Regions from separate parts of the Homo sapiens genome. Here region 2 is linked to region 1. Evidence: chromatin loops called from intact Hi-C (ENCODE). Cell type or tissue: heart right ventricle. All regions are shown on one strand. Each heading gives the region's core, and the rest is flanking DNA. Links, peaks and the distances in the headings are about the cores only. Region 1 has its middle 69 kb from the start of ZNF100. Region 2 overlaps LOC105372323 (a long non-coding RNA gene).

The links. Peaks named below come from ENCODE experiments on the same cell type or tissue, not always from the same donor. Only the 100,000 strongest peaks of a DNase experiment are listed, where the experiment ranks them.
Region 2: a loop joins it to region 1, with 2.2 times the contacts of the local background. A loop is called at or near these places in 3 of 110 quality-filtered maps.

What each region holds. Positions count from the first base shown.
Region 1 is chr19:21,693,521-21,704,135 of GRCh38, forward strand. No RefSeq gene overlaps it. Among named protein-coding and RNA genes, the nearest start is that of ZNF100, 69 kb to the right of the region's middle. RefSeq lists an enhancer at 5,307-5,807. In heart right ventricle, for the core only: a CTCF peak has its summit at 4,897 (motif pointing left); no DNase peak of the experiment used is centred there.
Region 2 is chr19:21,599,139-21,609,753 of GRCh38, forward strand. All of the region lies in intron 3 of LOC105372323 (a long non-coding RNA gene), which reads left to right. Among named protein-coding and RNA genes, the nearest start is that of ZNF429, 99 kb to the left of the region's middle. In heart right ventricle, for the core only: no CTCF peak of the experiment used is centred there; no DNase peak of the experiment used is centred there; H3K4me3 peaks cover 2,322 bases; H3K27ac peaks cover 4,333 bases.

The sequences.
Region 1 (10,615 bases), core at 1,508-9,507:
CACATGGTGTGAATATACCAGCTTGTAACAGTTGCTGAATATGGGGATAGATTTCCCCTCTAGCCTGCTGACTCATAGGATATTGTTTTACCTGGACTAGCAAGGCAGTGGCCAGGAGTTGTACAACTACTGGCAGATAGTGCTTTGCCAGTCCTGGGGGTTTGACTCAGCCCAGACTCAAGGAAAGAGAGTCTGTAAATCCAGTAGGAGAGGATTAATTTTATTATCCAGTGCTTGTGAGGGTGAAACTAAGAGATTTTTTTTGATGGAGGGGTGGTTAGCAGGAGCTGAACAGCAGTGGGCATTGTGTCCCCTAAAGCAAGGTGAGCTTGTTGGGCCAAGAAGGAGATAGACGCCTTCAGCTTATGAAGTAGGTCTCATCCAAGGAGGGGAAAGGGGCACTCTCGGACTATGAGAAATGAGTGGGTTGCTCTTTTCTGTCCCAAACTCACCTCTCATGAGTGGGTGACAGGATATTCCTGAATAGCTCCAGTATCCCCTTGCACAGCCACCTTTTTATTAGAGACACTGCCCAAGGGCATTTGCAGTACTGAGTGTTCTGCCCTGGTGTCAATTAGGAAACGTACAGGCCGGCCCCCCACTGTGGCGGACACCATGGGTTCCCGGGGGCCAAGGGAGAGGGAGACCCAGCCCCATCAATCAGCATATTCCTCCACAGCAGGGAGGATGAGGACCTTTTTATTCTCTGGTTTTTCTTCTGGTTTTAATGGGCGTTCCTTCTTCCAGTGTCAAATCTGCTTGCAATAAGCACATTGGTTTTTTAGTACAGGAGCCTGCTCACCTTTTTGGCCTTTTTGGCAGGGACCCGAGATCTCCTGGCCAGCGCTCTGTGCTGGGGGCCCTTCCCTCCTGGCTTCTTGGATGGCAGCCACTAAGATTTTTGCCTGTCTTTTTGATGCTTTGTCAGCAGCCTTTTCAGCTGCCTGAGATGCCTCTTTTTGTTTTTCAAACTCTTGATTGTCAAAAACTTTCTGTGCTATTTCTAAAAGCTGAATGATATTCATTCCAGCAAATCCCTTTAATTTTTGTAATTTCTTTTTAATATCAGGGGCCTCCTGAGCCACAAATGCCAAATTAATAGCACGGCTATTCTTAGGAGCCGCTGGCTCAAAAGGGGTGTAAGTCCAATAGGCCTCCTGGAGGTGTTCCAAAAATGCTCCCAGTGACTCATCAGGCCCCTAGAAAACTTCAGTTGTCTTAGATAAATTTATGGGTTTTTGAGTTGCTCCTTTGATACCCACAAGGAGATACCAGTGAAAATCATCCAAAGCTGTCTTTCCCCATGAGGAGTTTGGATCCCAACTGGGCCGGGTAGAGGGAAAAACCTCCACTAGGAGGTCTTGGGCTTCCCCCTCTGGTCTACCGGCTGATGTAAGGAAATACTTCCTAGCCTCCCTTCAGATACAGTCCCTCTCTTCAGAGGTGAAAAGTGTTAAAAGGAGTTCCTGACAGGCATCCCAGGTGGGCCAGTGAGTCCGGAGCATGGATTCCATCAGTGAGGTCAAGACCTGGGGCTTTTCAGAGTAGGGGGGATTATGAACCTTTCAATTGTACAGGTCAGAAGTAGAGAAGGGGACATAAACTAAAAATGGAGCAGAGCGCTCACTGCCTGGAGGGATTTGGGCCTCTCTCAGCAGGAGGAGAGGGGCCACCTCCTCTGGCTGAGGCCGTAATTGGGTGGCTATAGGTGGAGAAGCCACAGAGCATGTAGTCAAGGAGACATGGGAAGATTCTGGGAGAGCAGGAGGGTTGTAGGGTGGCAAACATGGGTGAGGAAAACTTTCCTCTTCTTTAGAAGGAGGCAGTACAGGAGGAGCCGAGGGAGCTGAGGGTTGGGGCAAAAGTGCAGTCGGGCTCAAAAGGACCTGGGAGGTGGGATCATGAATGGTGCATGAGCAGAGCCATGGAGGAGGGCTCTGGACCAAATCTAGCCATTGATCAATGTAAGGAAACTGATTGGGGTGTCCGGGAGTTCCAGCAATGACCTGCCACACAGTCTGCACAGTTGTGAGATTCAGTGACCCTTCTAGGGGCCACCTGGTTCCAAACTGTGGCCATTCCACTTCATAAAGTGTCCAGAGTTTGCTTTCTTAAGGCAGACTCCATAATCCTCTGAGAAGCCCAGAGAGGAATTTTGTAACGTATATTGGAAGGGCTCCAATCTTTATGGGGCCAGGAAGAAGAGTTCCCCATTCTGGAGGCAATTAACAAGGTCTAGGCGAAATATTAAACTCAGCATGGACAGAGAAATTCACAATCTGGGGGGCTGTAGTATAGGAAGAACAGAAGTATTATAACCAGAAGAAGTAGGAAAACAACTATAGCCAACACTTCTTGTCACATAAGTTCTGTTTCTTTAAGCTTTGAGATCTAGGGGGAGGACAAGAGGTGGGTCTGAGGCCAGTGGGACCTATGTGATCCTCCCCTCCTTTCTGACTTATAGCCCAAATATCTTTGGTATCTCCACGACTCAAAGGCAAAAAGTTTAAAGTTGGCCCTTTCTTTTAAGGATTTTAGGAGGGAGAGTAGAGTCATTGGACGTTGGACTTGCTGTGACACAGGAAAACAAGATGGGTGGGGTAAGGGATGGGGATGAGGAGGAAAGGGGCCACTCTGATCTTTTCTAAGGTAGGAGAGTAGCCAGAGGGATAGAATAAGAATCCAGGTGGAGTAAAGCAGTATGGGCACAGGTTTCTCTGCACAGTGCCTTATCTAAGGGCATGGGAAAAGTTATGGGATGACAGAAAAGGTGAGCAAGGAGGACTGCAGGGTGGCTATTTTGAATCCACCACTGGTCTAAGGCAGAGGTGGTCCAGTCACTGGGGCATGGGGTGTGGCAATCCAAATGCTAGCAATCTTTATGGTGCCAGAAATCCCAAACGGGCAAATGTTCCCCACACGCCTCCCCGTAACAACACCTGATTTGTTTCTGACAGAAAAGGCAGGACTGGGAAGACCAGCCCAAATGACTGATGAGAAATTTGACCTCCTGTGTTAGAAAATCTGCATTCAGGACTTTAAAGAAGTTCTTGCCCAGTCATCTTCGGAAATATCGATGACCTGACATGTGAAACTTAGACAGACACCAGACAGGACAAGAGACACCGGGGTATACAAACAATTATGACAATTTTTATAGACAGACAAGGGGAGGGGGTCCCGTGATGGGATCAGCCAGATGCCCACCTGGCTGCTCCGCCGGAGGGGACTTAGGCTCCTCTTGGCATTGGCAGACCGGTATAAACCCACCGGCTCAGATCAAGCTATGCCCGATGCTGCCTTAAGCCTTATGAGGTCGCCACGGAACCACAGGTGAGGGCCCACTCCAACTCCGTAGCTTTCACCGTGGAGCTGCAAACTGGAAATTCAAGGACAAGCCCTTGAACCCCACATTCACACACACACTTACACAGAGTTTATCACAATTCTTTATTCCCATTCTAAAACAGAGGTCTCCTAGAAACCTGAATGAGAGAAGGAGAAGAGATAAAAAGAGAGAGAGAGAAAGACAGAGAGAAAGACAGAGAGAGAGAGAGAGAGAGAGAGAGAGAGAGAGAGAGAGAGAGGCTAGTCTTAACAGAGAAGGCTGACAGAAACCAGGACTCCGTCCTCCAGCATCCTGGAATATGGGCAGAGTCAGAAGGACGCCCTCGTCAGGGCCGCTTCCCTCCCAGAGAAACAGAGTCAGATCTGACTTACCTTCCCAGGACCAGAAATGCAGGACTCAGGAGTTGATTTTGGAGGGCACACACCGGCAGTCGATCCGTTCCCCTCCGGAAGACAGTGGCCTACGGGTCTCTGGAACAGCTTCAGGAGGTGCCTCCCCTATAAGCCCGCTGTCCAGCCAGGAGAGCCTGGAGCGAGTCCGGCACTCACCAGGTGGCAATTATCTTGCTGGGGCTTCCAAATGTTGTAACCGAGCGAGTTGTAGAGAAACGCCACACTCTGAGACTAATTTCAGGAGTCCTTTTATTGCCGGTGACCGAGAGACAGCTAGTGCTCAAAATTCTCTCGGCCCCGAAGAAGGGGCTAGATTTTTTTTATATCGTGGTCTAAATAGGGGAGGCGGAGTTTAGCTAAAGCAATTTTTACAGAAGTAGAACAGGCAGAAAGTTAAAAAAATTAATTGGTTACAGAAGCAGTTACAGAAAAATAAACAGTTCCAGGTGCAGGGGTTTAAACTATCACAAAGAGGTAAATGCAGGGGTTTTAGGTGCGTCCCCAGGAGCTGCTGGTTCAGCTTGCCTCAATATCTTATCAGTAAGTGCATTCCTGGACGTGCTTGGAGTCAGCTTGCACTAGTTATGCCCTTAAGGGAGGGAGGTAAAGGGGCTGTAAGTGAAGGAAATAAAATGGAGTCTGTCCGGCTCTCTCAGCTAAGAGAGATAATCAGGTTAAAACAAGGTAGGGTATCAAGAGATCATGCCATTGTACTTCAGCCTGGGGGACAAGAGCAAGACTTTGTCTCAAAAAAAAAAAAAATTGGTAATATGGTGCACTGTAAGCTACAGAAAGACAGTTATAAAGAAAGATTTTATATAAGGAAGAATCTTGTATGTTAAATTCTTGTTCTAAAAGGAGATGACTGGTTGTTTAAAGAATGGATGTTTAGGACAAGTCAGAAAGTTTGTTATAAGATGGTCTGTGGAAATAAAGAGTTGAATAATTAAAGGAAAGGCATTGCCAAGATTAACACTAAAGTTACTTTAGCCACCGGATGATGTATTTCTCCCAATCATATTGAAAGTTATAAAAATGGCCTAAACCTAAAAGTATTCCCTAATGGCAAGTCAAGGGGAAAATGTATGTTTTTCTCAAAGAAAATGTTACTTTTATATTAACGTTTCTGGTAATGTACAGCAACATCTAGTGGAGGCAAACCAGTATTACAATCCATTGGGACAACTAACAGGTGTAGAACTCTGCTATTATACCATAAGGTTGTATTACCCCACTAGCAGCGGTCATCTTAATATGAATATTCTAATCCTGTCTTCAAAACCTTCTGGTAAAAATTATCTCTTTTTTGCCTAGGTGCTGCAAACAGAGCCACACGAGGACACACCATTCTTTTTTTTTATTGTTTGTTTGTTTGATTTAAGACGAAGTCTCGCTCTGTCACCCAAGCTGGAGTGCAGTGGTGAGATATCGGCTCACTGCAACCTCCGCCTCCCAGGTTGAAGCAATTCTCCTGCCTCAGCCTCCCTAGTAGATGGGATTACAGGCACGCAACACCAAGTCTGGATAATTTTTGTGTTTTTATTAGAGATGCGGTTTCACCATGTTGGCCAGGCTGGTCTTGAATTCCTGACCTCAGGTGATTCACCTGCCTCGGCCTCCCAAAGTGCTGGGATTACAGGCATAAGCCACTGCACCTGGCCTGGACACACCATTTTTTTTCAAGAACTCTTAGATCAACCTCAGGAGGAGCCCTAACTGCTGTTCCCCAACATGATGGCCCTTTTCAGCAGGAAGTATCTTGAAAGATTCGTCATCTGACACCCCCTAACAGCAGTTAGGAATACGTCTCCTGAGGGGAGAATAATATAGGAGTTATTAAGAAATTATTTTAGGCATTTAGAGAGGGTAAAAGAGTTCTCTCACTAGAATTTTTCTTTAATAAAAAGCAGCCCCAAAGCCAATTCTTTTCTAACAGAAAACAGCCTGAAAAGTCAAGCTGCAAGCTGATAAGCAGGCTGGAGACTTTCATTTGTAAATGCAGGCGGCTGTATTAAAAGGCAAGTACATTTCAACAGAGGTGAATTCCTCCTCTTTTTTCTTTGACACCACTTGTGTGGGTGTCATGGCACCAGCCAGGTAAAGCCACGTGAGCAGGTATCATGGTGACAGGTAGAAGCTACATTTGCATAATAAAAGACTAGGGTGGGAGGGCCAGCCTTTGCATGGGTTATGTAAATGGCACACCTGGTCAACCAATCTCCTGTGCCCTATGTAAATCAATCACTGACTCCTCAAGCTTCTCTACAAAATCAATTGTGTTCTACCCGCAACCAGGAAATTTTTTAGGTGACCCTGTTTCTCAGCATGAGGAGCTTTCTCTCTCTCTGTTATTTTTGCCTATTAAACTTTCTTTTTTTTTTTTTTTTTTTTTTTTTGAGACGGAGTCTCACTCTGTCGCCCAGGCTGGAGTGCAGTGGCGCCATCTCGGCCCACTGCCAGCTCTGCCTCCCGGGTTCACGCCATTCTCCTGCCTCAGCCTCCCGAGTAGCTGGGACTACAGACGCCCGTCACCACGCCCGGCTAATTTTTTGTATTTTTAGTAGAGACGGGGTTTCACCGTGTTAGCCAGGATAGTCTCGATCTCCTGACCTCGTGATCCACCTGCCTCGGCCTCCCAAAGTGCTGGGATTACAGGCGTGTTGTCTATTAAACTTTCCACCCCAAAATCAATCCTCGTGTGTGTTCGTGTTCTAAATTTTCCTCGTGTGAGACAACAAACCCCAGGTATTTACCCCAGACAATGCAGCCATTTCAGAGTCTGGGAAATGAATCTTAGTCACAGAAAAAAAGAACAGCAATGAACATGGCAAGGTGCTTATGATTCTGGTCCACTGGATCTTCCTATCCCTAGGAAAGTAAATACCATCACAGTCAGCACCCAGCAAGTTACCACCATATAATTTCTTGTTTGTTCCAAAATAAATACAGGTGATTCTTATCACAAAGGCAAATAAAAAGTAGTTTACTTTTTAAACTGAACTGTATCAGTTTAGTTTACTCTTAAGTTCTTATAATTTTGAAAATGCAGTTGACACTTGTATGGCTTATGAAATTTTTGATAGTCTAACATTACTTGAATTGTTCAAAGAACAGTATATTTTAAATTAAGAAGAGTAAACTGTATGTGTTTGTTTCCTATATTTAAGGTTTAGAATCACAAATTACACTCCTGTTTATGATTTGAAAACTTCAAAGTTTGGTTTTTCCATCTGTACATACACAGAACAGTGTTATCGTGCTGAAACATTTGTATCTTAAGATGGCAGTCACAGTTTCCATCTGTCTGGATATATTTTGGACTTTTGCATGTTAAACATAAGAAAGAGACTTTTTGTTTTAGGTAATCTAAGACTGTTGTACACAAACTACAGATTACTGTAGGGTTCAGCAAACTATGTTTATAATGTGACATTAATATCTATTTTGATGTCTAAATCAAAACTTTTTTTAGAAATAATTTTTTTTTTACAAATATCTCCACAAATTCAGGTTTATTTTATAAAATGGCAGGATAGTAAAGAAATAGGTGGTTTGCCATAGTATATGAATACATGCACTTAATTAAAATACCAAATATTATAATCAAAATTTAGATAGCAGATTTAAATAATTTCTTGATTTTTCACTACAGGATAGAAATTCACAAATATTTTATAAATCAAAGCTATTAGTATTAGGTTTTACTTAGTAGTAATATATATATATATTCTGGGTATTTAAAAAATATATATATATTCTGGGTATTTGAAAACACCAAATTATTGATGAAAATGTCCATTTTGAACAAATTATTGATCATATATATCATACATCATACATACATATCATATATGCAATCATACATTATCATATATGTATGATGTATAATATATGATCAAGAATTTGTTCAAAATGGGTATTTTTCATCAATAATTTGGTGTTTTCAAATACCCAGAAGTCTTGTTTTAATCAGATTAACTCTAAGAATAGTTTACTAATTTTATTTTTTATGGTGTGTTCAAAATTTGATAGTTTAATATGGATTGATGATGGGTAAACTAATCAATTTCTTTTCAAATCTCATAGGCCTATTACATTGTCAAGGATGTTATTAATAAAAATTCTTTCTTTTAATATTGTTTACAGGGATTTAGGTCTAGTCTAATCTGCTCAACCTGTTAATCAGTGTCAGCTGCCAGATTCCAACTCATTTTTAGTGTGCCTATGTGACTTTTTCTCCATAGTCTCTGAATTACATTTTGATTAGTTATTGGAATATCATATAGCACAGCTCATACATTTAAAACAAAACCACCAGGTAAAATGAGTTCTGGTTTAGTATAAAGAAGCTGTCACCAAGTTAGTGTTACATACATAGATGGATGTGGCTCAACAAGATTTTAGACAAAAAAATTTGAATTGAACTATGGCAACGTGTGTTGCTATGACTTAGCCTCTAGTGGGCTTATGAACAAAGACAAATTTCAGCAAATTTATCCAGTTGCTTTCAGTATCTCTAAAGATAGTATGTCAAGAATTCTCATGCTACTGTCTGAAAAAACAGATTCTTCTCTTATCTAAGAAATCAACTGGATATATTTTTATAAGCTTGTGCAAGAAAAAACTGCAATGCAGTACTAATAATTACAGACGATATAATGTGGAAAAGAATAATCTAGAATGTCAATTTCAATATGTAAGTATTTAGGTTGGGCATGGGGACTCATGCCTGTAATCCCAGCACTTGGGAGGCTGAGTCATGTGGATCACTTTAGGTCTGGAGTTCAAGGCCAGCCTGGCCAACATGGTAAAACCCATCACTACTAAAAATACAAAAATCAAGCATGGTGGGAAGCACCTGTAATCCCAGCTACTCAGGAGGCTGAGGCAAGAGAATAGCTTGAACTCAGGAGACAGAGATTGCAGTGAACTGAGATTGAAGCACCGCATTCTAGCCTGAGTTACAGAGTGAGATTCTGCCTCAAAAAAAAAAAAAAAAAAAAAGTATTTAACCTTTCACTTGAAAAATGTGATAAAATTAAGTTTTTGGTAAGCTTTGTGTAGCTTAACATCAGCATAGAGTAGAAAAAAAATCTTTAAAAATGCAAACAAAAAGCTACACCAAAAAAACTAACATCTACCAGTGCATACATATTGATCTTTGTTTTGGGAGAGTCTAAAGCAAAACATTTGGTGAACTTGATACAGTTATTTTGATCACATTGGCATACTGATAAAATCATTTTATTTAATTTCACTGAAACATGTTCACATCTTAAAAATACTGTTTTGTAACATGAATGATAAATGTAAAGTCTTTATCCTCAAGAGGATCCTGATTCTCAAGATATATGGCAACCCGTGTCTCTGGTTTCTCCAAACTGAAGTTTCATGAAGGCTCAAACATGAAGTGAGAGGGAGTCAACAACAGAGCATGAGAAGCAAGAAGGATGAGGTAGGATGGTCAGCTCTAAGGCTCAGAGGTTCCTGGGGGACCCCAATATAATGATGTCAACTATGAAGCTCACTAGTAAACATAAACATAAAAAGCTGAGGCTGGGCATGGTGGCTCATGCCTGTAATCCCAGCACTTTGGGAGGCCTAGGCAAGCGGATCACAAGGTCAAGAGATCAAGACCATCCTGGCCAACGTGGTGAAACCCCGTCTCTACTAAAAATACAAAAATTAGCTGGGCATGGTGGCGCACACCTCTAATCCCAGCTACTCAGGAGGCTGAGGCACGAGAATGGCTTGAACCCGGGAGGTGAAGGTTGCAGTGAGCCGAGATCACACCACTGCATTCCAGCCTGGTGACAGAGTGAGACTCCATCTCAAAAAAAAAAAAAAAAAAAAAAGTTGAAAACTCCATGGCTTCTCTTTGGTGAGAAAAAGTCTCTGGAATTACAAACAGTCCTGCCAAAAGGATTGAGCCAGAATGACATGTATCTAAGGATTATTAAGGAGGAATGTTCATAAGCACATAAGTATTTGTTCCAAAACTTATTACAGTAGCAATATCCTTTTCTGTAATTTTAGCTTCCCCAAGGTAGGGTTGCTGTAGACAAACTAAGACAAGGCACTAATATGTTGAAGGCAATTAGTTTCTAAATTTAAAAAACTTGCAATTTTTTTTTTTGAGATAGAGTCTCGCTCTGTCACCCAGGCTGGAGTGTGGTGGCACAATCTCGGCTCACTGCAACCTCTGTATCCCAGGTTCAAGCAAGTCTCCTGCCTCAGCCCTCCAAATACCTGGGATTACAGGTGCCTGCCACCATGCCCAGCTATTTTTTGCATTTTTAGTAGCGACAGAGTTTCACCACGTTGGCCAGGCCGGTCTCGAACTCCTGACCTCAGGTGATCCACCCACCTCGGGCTCCCAAAGGGCTGGGATTACCGGGGTGAGCCACCACACCTGGCCCAAAAACTTGCAATAATTTTATAAATTTTATTGAACTCTGTTTCATGTATAAATCTCACAAAAAGACACTATCCAGTAGCTATTTCCCTGAGACTTTTCTGGGAATTTCTGTTGCTTGATTTCAAATCAACCTTATTAGAATCCTAGTCATTTTTGAAGCCCTAGATGTAATAAAAGAAAGAGGGCAGGAATGAAACCAAGTTTCCCCAAACAGTCAATGTCTAATATATTTTGTTCCCCAAAATGACCCCAAAAACCACACAAGCTAAAAAACAGTGGGTTTGAAATTTAACCTACATTCAACAGTAGCAGAAAACCATATGTAAAAATCAGCAAAGTCATAACTTAGAAACATTCTGTTATTCCAGAAAAAATAATAAAATTCTTATTTTGGCATTTTTAAAAAAGAAAAAATACACTAAATATGACAAAATATACCAACTCACTTATATCTTT
Region 2 (10,615 bases), core at 1,565-9,564, 94 kb before region 1:
ACTGGTTTATGCTACAGACACTAACCCAGGCAGGGCTATATTCTGACATGTTCCTGTGTCCATACAGGCAGATGAGATTATGACTGGTGGTCCACAGGTCTAGGTGGATGGAGGGAAAGGTTGCTGCTGCTGTTTGAGGATCAAGGGTAGGAAAGAGCCAGGAGTCCTCTAGGAACTTGTGTGAATTTTTTGGTGAGCAATTCTAGGTGCAAAGGCCCTATAAACATAATTCCTGATAGTCAAGTCTTGTTTTGTGGAGGGTGTGGCCACATCTATTCCTAGTGGGTATGTTCATAAGTAGGTGAGAATCGTGTGGTAGCAGGTTGGGGGCAGGGGGTCTGTTCTCAGAACTCCTTTCTTCTAAGTCCTCAGTCCCCTTTTACCCTGAGAGGAGATCTGGAATCACAGGACAATGTGCATTGTGACAGACTGTGTGCAGGGGAACAGAGTTTCCCTCCTGCCTAAACCCCTGGGATATTTTTTCCTGACACCAAATGTATAGAGTTTTAACAGCAACCAATTCTCCAACACCAATTGGTTGTCCAATAATAACTCAATTCTGATACCATCCTGAGTCAACGCAGACGCCAAAAGTTCAGGGCTCAGTCCCACAACACTGCCCCCACTGCAGATCCCAGCTGCGATTATTAGGGGCCCATCTATCCTTCTGAGCTACTGCCTATAAATTGGGGGCTCCCATAACCTGCTCCTCAAGTTTAATAACTTAATATAACTACTCACAGAACTCAACAAAACACTATACATGCATTTACCAGTTTATTATAAAGATACAAGTCAGGAACAGCCAAATGGAAGAAATGTAAATGGCAAGAAAAAGCGGTGGGGGGGAATGGGGTGGGTAGGTAACAGCAACAGCTGTGATTAAAGAAATCCCCCATCCTTTGTGTTTTCCAAGAGCATTTACTGCAAAGAAACATCTTTCCTGTTTTTGATATCACAAAGCCACAGACTCTAAATTCCCTTTTTTGGGGGTCTCATAAACAATTAAATAATAAGTTTGTCTTCAGTGGTCAGAACAAAATACTTGTTAACCAAACTTTGTCTAAGTTTCTTTCCTTCCTCAGGCTCCCAAACTTTGACCTGAACTTACTCTGAGCTGACACACAACTCCTCTTTATACCCCTCTTAAGAACAGGCTAGCCAGGTGTAGTGGCTCATGCCTGTAATCCCAGCACTATGGGAGGCCAAGGTGGGCGGATCACCTGAGGTTAGGAGTTCGAGGCCAGCCTGAACAGCATGGAGAAATCTCATCTCTACTAAAAATACAAAATTAGCCAGGCATGGTGGTGCATGCCTGTAATCCCAGCTACTGAGGAGGCTGAGGCAGGAGAATTGCTGGAGCCCGGGAGGCAGAGGTTTCAGTGAGCTGAGATCACACCATTGCACTCCAGCCTGGGAAACAAGAGCAAAACTCGGTCTTTAAAAAAACAACAACAACAAAAAATACAACAGGCTAACTTCTGGGTGAAACATTCTCTGATCTGGGACCTGATTTCACCATGTTTTATTCCTCCCTCCCCCTCCTACCTTTCTTTCTGTCCTGTTTCCTCCTCCTTATGAAAGAAAGCCCTATTCTGCCTAACTTTTGAGATCTTCCAGCATCTTATAGTTGGTGCTTTCCCTTTGTTGCAATACTCCTTTAAAATCATGTAACTTCTTACCTAAATCTGAATTTGTCTTATTTTACAAAATCTAGAAATAGCCCCAGGAAAATAACGACTCCATCCTCAGAAAGAGCTTCCCAACCCCACTTTCATGCCAATCCCAACTGTGTCTGCCTAAGGATTTCCAGCTTTTCAGGGTTTTGTCATTTCTCTAAGTATAAAAGGCTCTGTCCATGGCTATTGTGAGCAGGCTAGGGCATCTGCAGGGGAGGCTCCTCAGGCAGAACTGGTTGCTCCTTCAATAATCTCCCTTTGCAGGCAAAACTATTGTTAGCTTGGGGAGTCACTGAATTCAGGCTTCTACTTCCCAGTCAGGGTTATTCACTTAGTTTTAAATAAGAAAATGCTCAATGTTTGAAGAAAAGAGCAAAATCACTCAAACACAGTGTTTATAGAATATTGTAAGGAAATTGTAAGGCACTTAGTATCTATTTCTTTCAGAAAATAAACGTGTCATTTAAATATTTCCATGATAAATAATTTAATAAATAACCATATGGGAACATTTCTAGAAGGTGCTAAGTCTCATCTCATAAAATTTAGCATTAAACTTGGACATCCAGACCACAGGATACAGAACACAGATGTCCACTGTTACAAATTCTAGACCCTGCAAAAAATGGGAGCTGATGTTTTGAAAAATATATGCAATTCACCAGTTAATCTATCACATTTGCTGTGGAAATATATCACTTTCTGTAGCCATAATGCAAGAGCGATTTTTCCTATTTATTTCCCTGGTAGCTTTGGTTTTTTTTTTTTTGTTTTTTTTTTGTTTTTTTTGTTTTTTTTTGAGACAGAGTTTCACTCTTGTTGCCCAGGCTGGAGTGCAATAGCTTGATCTCAGCTCACCGCAACCTCCGCCTCCCAGGTTCAAGCAATTCTCCTGCTTCAGCCTCCCGAGTAGCAGGGATTACAGGCATGGGCCACCATGGCCAGCGAAGTTTGTATTTTTAGTAGAGATGAGGTTTCTCCGTGTTGATCAGGCTGATCTCGAACTCCCAACCTCAGGTGATCTGCCTGCCTCAGCCTCCCAAAGTGCAAGGATTATAGGTGTGAGCCACCGCACTCAGCCTTCTGGTAGCATTTTCAAAGAAAAGCCCTGGAATTTTACTTGAAATCACCCCCCAAAAAGAACACACATAAGAAACTTACTACACTCACTCTGGGGATAATAAAGATAGATAAGAATCTTTAATGAAATAAATATATGACTAGATTTTACTGAAATCCACCTTTCTGGGTACTTGACTCTTGTAAAATGTCTTAAGTTCTACTAATAAAATGTAATTTAAGGTAATTAAAAAACTGAAGTTGAAATAAGTAAAATAATCTTTCCAAGGTGACAAACTCAGGGAGTGGCAGTGCCGATTGGAACACAAACATGTCTGACTCAACTGTCAAGTCAGACCATGGTATCACTCAAAACATTCTCCCATTCCCATCCTACCCATTCAATTACTCAGTGATCACCTTCCCAGGAGAAACTGTACTGTACTCCACTGTGGGCCTCAGGTACATTTTGTTTTGCAGGTTCTTGCATTGCCTTACTAAAATGGGTTCTTCTTAGTCCTTTGGAAAAAAATTTATTTCTTCACAAATCTGATGAATCCAAAGGGCAGGAATTATTTCTGCCTTTTCTCCTCAATATGAACCTCTGATTGGCTGATCACCAATGTGTCTACAAAGAATAAAAATTGGGGTTTAAAAAAACCCTTTTTTTAACTGCTTGCACACTTGTGCATTTTTATTTCATTGGAGGAAAATCCTAAATACATTGCAGAGTCAAGGGGTAAATTAAAAAAATAATAATTTCATTTATTTATTTTGAGATGGAGTCTCACTCTATCACCCAGGTTGGAGTGCAGTGGCGCAATCTCGGCTCACTGCAACCTCCGCATACTGGGTTCAAGCGATTCTTGTGCCTCAGCCTTCCCAGTAGCGGGACTACAGGCATGCACCACTATGCCTGGCTAATTTTCATACTTTTAGTAGAGGCGGGGTTTCACCATGTTGGCCAGGTTGGTCTTAAACTGGAATAGGAATTAAAATAAATTAAAGAATGTGTAAACAGAAACTCAGCTGTATGTAAGAAAACCCAATTCTCCCTGAGAAAGAGAAAGAGCTGGAGTCCTTTAAAAATTAACTGCCTGTTTTTCTGTGGCTAGTGAGCCTTATCTCTTCTTTCCCAGGCACTGTTTCTCTAGCTGTGCAGCTGCAAGGTCACTAGACAGATAAACTCAAGTCGTAAAACATGTTTTTCCTTGAAAAGTAAGAATGATGTAATGCATGTCTCAATTAATTGAATAACTGTCTTTCTTTCTCGCTTCTGTAATATGCTTCCCCCTGCACAGATCTCCCCCAACCCCACAAAATGCTTAAAAGATAACTTAGCTCTTTGTTCAGGGCTCAGTCCTTTGGATGTAATCCGACTAGGCCAGTGAACCTAAATAATAAATATCCTCCTCAACCCCTCGGTCTCCCTGATTCTTTAAAATATCCTGCAACATTTCTGGGGGCTTATCTGGGTTTGGAGATGATAGATTTACTGTCTCCTTTGCCAGTGTGTCTAGGGCCCCGGGGATGGGGGAGACCCAGCATCCAAGACGCACCATGAGGGGGTTTCACCTGGATGGAGACCAGCTCTCCCCATGTCCTGGTGCCCTGCCCAGCAGTGCAACAGAACTGGGGACAGAGATGCAGGACAATACCAGCACTTCAGGAACCACGATAAGGAGTAGTGGCCCAAGGCAGGAAAGCCCGTCCCATAGGGATGAAGGGGACTGACCATTAATCCAACCCAGAGTGGCTGGGGGCAGCAGGAGTGGCCTGCCAATTTGATTGAACCTCGTGTCCCCACTAACAAAGTGAAAATGGTTCACAGAATCTGGAGACAGGAACTGGGGGTGTGTGGGTGCATGTGAACCTACCTGGGACATGAGAGAGGCTCATTTCATCCGATGAGGAGTCCTGGGGTAGGAGTGATGGGTTTATGTGTGTGAATGTGGGAGCCTAACTAGGCTCACCCAGGACACAAGAGAGGTTCATTTCATCCAGTGAGGAGTCCTGGGGCAGGGGAGGTGTGTGAAAGTGTGTGAAAGAGATGGTCTCAGGAGAGGCCAACATGGGGACTGATGTGGGGAGGCACAGATCCCTTAGTGCAGGCTGTGTGCTCTGAGGCGAGTGTAGGCAAAATCAAACCTAGGATGTTGCATACGGCTGATAGGATCAGCTTTGCAGCTGCAGCAGGCTGTGACAGGGGAAGGCACATTCCTGGCTAAGCAGCATCCAAAACTCCTGTAATAGGACCCAGTCTGGTGAACCTGAGGGTGAAAATGAGAGTGAGAGTGCACTGCAAGGGAGGAAATGAGAGGGAAAGCATTGAAACCAACTCCTTTGGAGTGCACGATAAAGAATTTTTTTAAAAAAGGATTTAGAGGTGATTATGGGATGAAACTGGATGTTCAAAAGTTAAAGACATACTGTGAATTAGAATAGCCCTGTTTTAGTGTTGGATGGCTGGCCGAAGGCACTATAGAGAAATTGGCCATGTGTTTTAAGGTGGTGACTAGGATCAGAGGACAGCCAGGACATTCAGACCTAGTCTTTATATTGACTCATGGCTAAATGAATGCAGCCCTGCTTAGCAGTTTATTGTAGAACGCTCACAGCTCATGCCAAGAGAAACCAGCTGCACTGGCAGCTACAGAGTTAAAGGGAAAGTCACAGAGGCTTATAGCACCAAAAGCAAAAAGTGAAAGCCAAAAGTGAAAGTAAAAATCAGCCACCCTGGCAGCTATGGAGACAAAAGAAAAGTCTTAGGAAAAAGAAAACCAGTTTTGCAAGAACCACAGGAGGGAATAGAGACCCCTCCTCCCTACATTCCAATCTACCCCCCTTTACCAAGGCTAACTGCCCCTAAGGAGTTAAGTTCAAAGAGATACAGGCTCCCAGTCTCACCCGAGAAAGAGAAATCAGAGCTCTGGGAAGTTAAAGCGAAAGGCTGGAAAAGTCAGGCAGGCCATCTCAGGTCGAGCCATGCCCAAGTTATGCTTCTGCCTCTAAAAAGGACAAGAGGACCCCCACCAGGATGCAGATGATGCAGTCCACCTTCAGCACCCACAAAAGTGCCGAGAAGCACTTCTGCAAAGGCTAAAGGATGGTAAAAGAAAAAGGCAACCAATATAAAACATCTCAGAGGTGCTCCAGGGTGCAGATAAAAGCACCAGCCAGTTTTATGAAAGACTTTGTAAGGCATTTTGGTTGCACACTCCATTTAACCCTGAGGCTGCTGAAAATCAGTGCAAGGTGAATACGGCATTTGTAAGGCAGACCCAAGGAGATATCAGGCATAAATTGCAGAAGTTAGAAGCTCTGTAGGCATGAATGCTACTCAGCTTATTAAAGTGGCTACCAGGGTGTACATTAACGAGATCAGGAGGCAAAGAAGAAAGCTGATCAGAGGCTTAAGAAAGGCTAATTTACTAGCAGCAGCCCTTGTGGGAAGAGAAGCTGGCTTTGCAAAGAGGCATGGACGCAGGCGTGAACACAGTCACGGAAAAGGCTAGTCCGGACAGGAGTTTGAAAGCTGGCCAAGGCTAGAGAGAGATTTATGTGCACGGTGCAAAAGGAAAGGACACTAGAAGGATACACGTCAAAAGAATAAGGAGAATGGGCCGGGCATGGTGGCTGACGCTTGTAATCCCAGCACTTTGGGAGGCCGAGGCAGGTGGATCACGACGTCAGGAGGTCGAGACCATCCTGGCTAACACGGTGAAACCCTGTCTCTACTAAAAATACAAAAAAAAAAAAAAAAAAAAAAAAAAAAAGCCGGGCATGGTGGCAGGCACCTGTAGTCCCAGCTACTCGGGAGGCTGAGGCAGAAGAAAGGCGTGAACCCTGGAGGCGGAGCTTGCAGTGAGCTATCGCGCCACTGCACTCCAGCCTGGGTGACAGAGCAAGACTCCATCTCAAAAACATAAAAAGAATAAGGAGAATTGTCAAGGCCATGGTATGAAAAAAAAAAACCACCGGCCAAGGGCTACTGCACCCAGGAAAAACCCAAGACCCCCTGCACCTGCTGTGAAAGGCAGGATATAAAGTATCAGAAAACAGCTCAAATCTGCTCTAAAAGTGTCCAGTATTTAAGCTTTTATATAAACCAAGAGGAAAGATGGCTTAGTAGTAAACAAAAGCAGGCTGTTTGTGTACTTCCTACTCCAACAACCTGGTGTCAAATAAGAGAGTTCCTAAGGGCAGCAAGGTTCTGCCACATTTAGATCCCAAATTTCTTGCTCATGGCTAAGCCATTATACAAAGCCACAAAGAGGAGGAAAGAAAGAGCCTCTCCTCTAGGAGGCCAACCAGGAGAAGGCTTTTATTTATTTATTTTTTTTTGAAGCCACTCCACAAGTCACTCTATATTGCAAATTATACATAATAGTACACCTAATCAATATATAAATGTTATGGGTTAAACATCTACAACAAACAAAATAACATTTAACATCAAGAGAAAAGAAATGGGAAAAAAAGGTTAATGAACCAGTCCATGAAGAGCAACAGAGACAAAAAGAATCTCCTGGTCTGGGCCAGGCAGTCCAGTGGTCTTGCAAGGAACACCTTTGATGTGGGTAGAGCCTTTCGTGGCAGATGCCAGAGCCTTTCATGGCAGATGCCATGGAGCTTATCTTTTTTTTTTTTTTTTTTTTAAATTGATCATTCTTGGGTGTTTCTCGCAGAGGGGGATTTGGCAGGGTCATAGGACAATAGTGGAGGGAAGGCCAGCAGATAAACAAGTGAACAAAGGTCTCTGGTTTTCCTAGGCAGAGGACCCTGCGGCCTTCCGCAGTGTTTGTGTCCCTGGGTACTTGAGATTAGGGAGTGGTGATGACTCTTAACGAGCATGCTGCCTTCAAGCATCTGTTTAACAAAGCACATCTTGCACCACCCTTAATCCATTTAACCCTGAGTGGACACAGCACATGTTTCAGAGAGCACAGGGTTAGGGGTAAGGTCATAGATCAACAGCATCCCAAGGCAGAAGAATTTTTCTTAGTACAGAACAAAATGAAAAGTCTCCCATGTCTACTACTTTCTACACAGACACAGCAACCATCCGATTTCTCAATCTTTTCCCCACCTTTCCCCCTTTTCTATTCCACAAAACCGCCATTGTCATCATGGCCCGTTCTCAATGAGCTGTTGGGTACACCTCCCAGACGGGGTGGTGGCCGGGCAGAGGGGCTCCTCACTTCCCAGTAGAGGCGGCCGGGCAGAGGCACCCCCCACCTACCAGACGGGGCGGCTGGCCGGGCGGGGGCTGACCCCCCACCTCCCTCCCAGATGGGGCGGCTGGCCGGGCGGGGGGCTGACCCCTACCTCCCTCCCGGATGGGGTGGCTGCCGGGCGGAGACGCTCCTCACTTCCCAGACCGGGCGGCTGCCAGGCGGAGGGGCTCCTCACCTCTCAGACGGGGCGGCTGCCGGGCGGAGGGGCTCCTCACTTCTCAGACGGGGCGGCCGGGCAGAGACGCTCCTCACCTCCCAGACGGGGCGGCGGGGCAGAGGCGCTCCCCACATCTCAGACGATGGGGGGCCGGGCAGAGACGCTCCTCACTTCCTAGATGGGATGGCGGCCGGGCAGAGACGCTCCCAGGAGAAGGGGTTTAAAGAAATCAAAAAAGCTTGACTCAGGCCCCAGCTTTAGGACTGCCGGATAAACTAACTAAGCCTATCTTCTTGTATGTCCACAAGTGAAAGGGAGGCCATAAGGGTTCTAACTCAAGCCATAAGTTTATGGCATCACCCAGTGACATACTTATCCAGGCAATTAGACTTTGTGGCACTTGGATGGCCTCTTTGTTTTAAAGCTATTAAAGCACTAGCTGCCACTGCCCTACTGGTGCAAGAAGCTAATAAACTGACTTTAGAGACTGTGAATAGCCTAAACCTGGCTACATTGCTCCTCATCAAGTCAGTGCCAGGAGACCCCTTTCATTTCTGTGTCAACATGATAGATGAAGTTTTCTCAAGCCAGAGAGATTTGATAGCCCCTCAGGGAAACTGGACATTAAATATTTTACTGATGGAAGCAGTTTCATACTAAAGTTTTATGAAAGACTTTGTAAGGCATTTTGATTGTGCACTCCATTTAACCCTGAGGCTGCTGAAAATCAGTGATTTTCACTAAAATCACTAAAGGGAGTCTGCCGAGCTGGGTATGCAGTGGTGACTTTGGACTCAGTAGTAGAGGTGCAGTCTCTGCCTACAGAAACTTCTGCTTAGAAAGCAGAGCTAATATCTCTGACAAGAGCTCTCTGGCTAGCAAAAGACCAAAAGACAAATATTTACACAGATTCCAAATATGCTTCTGCCACTTTGCATGTTCATGAGGTGATTTACAAAGAAAAAAGACTTTTAACTGCTGAAAGTAAAGAAATAAAGTACAAGGAAGAAATTCTACAGCTCTTAAATGCTGTATAGGACCCAAAAGAGGTGGCAGTGATGCACTGCAAGGGGAACCAAAAAAGGAAGAACACTAAAGGCTAAAAAAATAAAAATAAAAAAGCAGACAAAGAGGCAAAGCAGGCTGCAATGACAACTCCACCTTCTAAAGAGGAAGTCTTAGCTATGCTTCTCTTCCCAGAGATTCCCCTCCCGGAGATCCCAAGCTATGCTCCAAGTGAAAGGGCTTGTTTTGCCCAGAAAAATAAGAACTACACTAAAGGAAGATGGTAAAAATTCTCCAGTGGGAGGCTAGCCATACCAGAAATGGTGACCTCCAGATTTGTAAAACAATTCCACCAAAGAACTCACATAAAAAAAAAAAAACAGCACTAAAGACATTATTAAGGCATCATTTCTATGCACCATGGCTCACTGCTATTACTCAAGCCATTTGTAAACAAACAGTGTTTAACTTGCACTCAGAACAATCCATGACAAGGAGGGCCTACTCCGCCCCTGGGAGTTCAGGAAACAGGAGCCAGGGAGCCGTGCCCTGTGAAAAACTGCTTATAGACTTCACCTAATTGCCCTGAGAGGGAGGGCTATCAGTACATGTTGGTGTTCATTTGCACCTTTTCAGGATAAGTCAAGGCCTTCCTCACCCAGACAGGGAAGGCACTAGAGGTGACCAAGGTGTTGTTAAAAGACATTATTCCCAGATTTGGACTGTCTCTAACTCTAAGATCAAACAATGGACCAACATTTGTGGCTGAAATAGTTCAGGACTTTACTTGACTATTAAAATAAAGTGGAAATTACATACAGCCTACAGGCCGCAGAGCTCAGGTAAAGTGGAGTGCATAAACCAGACACTCAAACAGCTGCTGAAGAAATTTTGTCAAACTCATCAAAAGTAGGATCAGGTCTTGTCTGTTGTCCTCCTCCGAGTCAGGTGCACTCCCACCAAACAACTGGGTATTCGCCCTGTAAGATTTTATTCAGCCAGCCACCCCCCATCATAAGTCAGATTAAAGGTAATCTCTGTAAACTAGAAGAACTAACTTTAAGAAGGCAAATTCAGGCTTTAAGTATGGCCATGCAAAAATGCATGGCTAGGTATAGAAAAAAAATGCCTATAAGTCAAACAGACCCAGTACACCCTTTCAAACCTAAGGATTTTGTTTAAGTTAAAAAATGGAGGCAGGGTGTGGTGGCTCACGCCTGTAATCCAAGCATTTTGGGAGGCCAAGGCAGGTGGATCACATGGTCAGGAGATCGAGACCATCCTGGCTAACACGGTGAAAACCCATCTCTACTAAAAATACAAAAAATTAGCCCGGCATGATGGCGGGCCCCTGTAGTCCCAGCTACTCAGGAGTCTGAGGCAGGAGAATGGCGTGAACCCAGGAGGTGGAGCTTGCAGTGAGCTGAGATTGCGCCACTGCACTCCAGCCTCGGCGACAGAGCGAGACTCCATCTCAA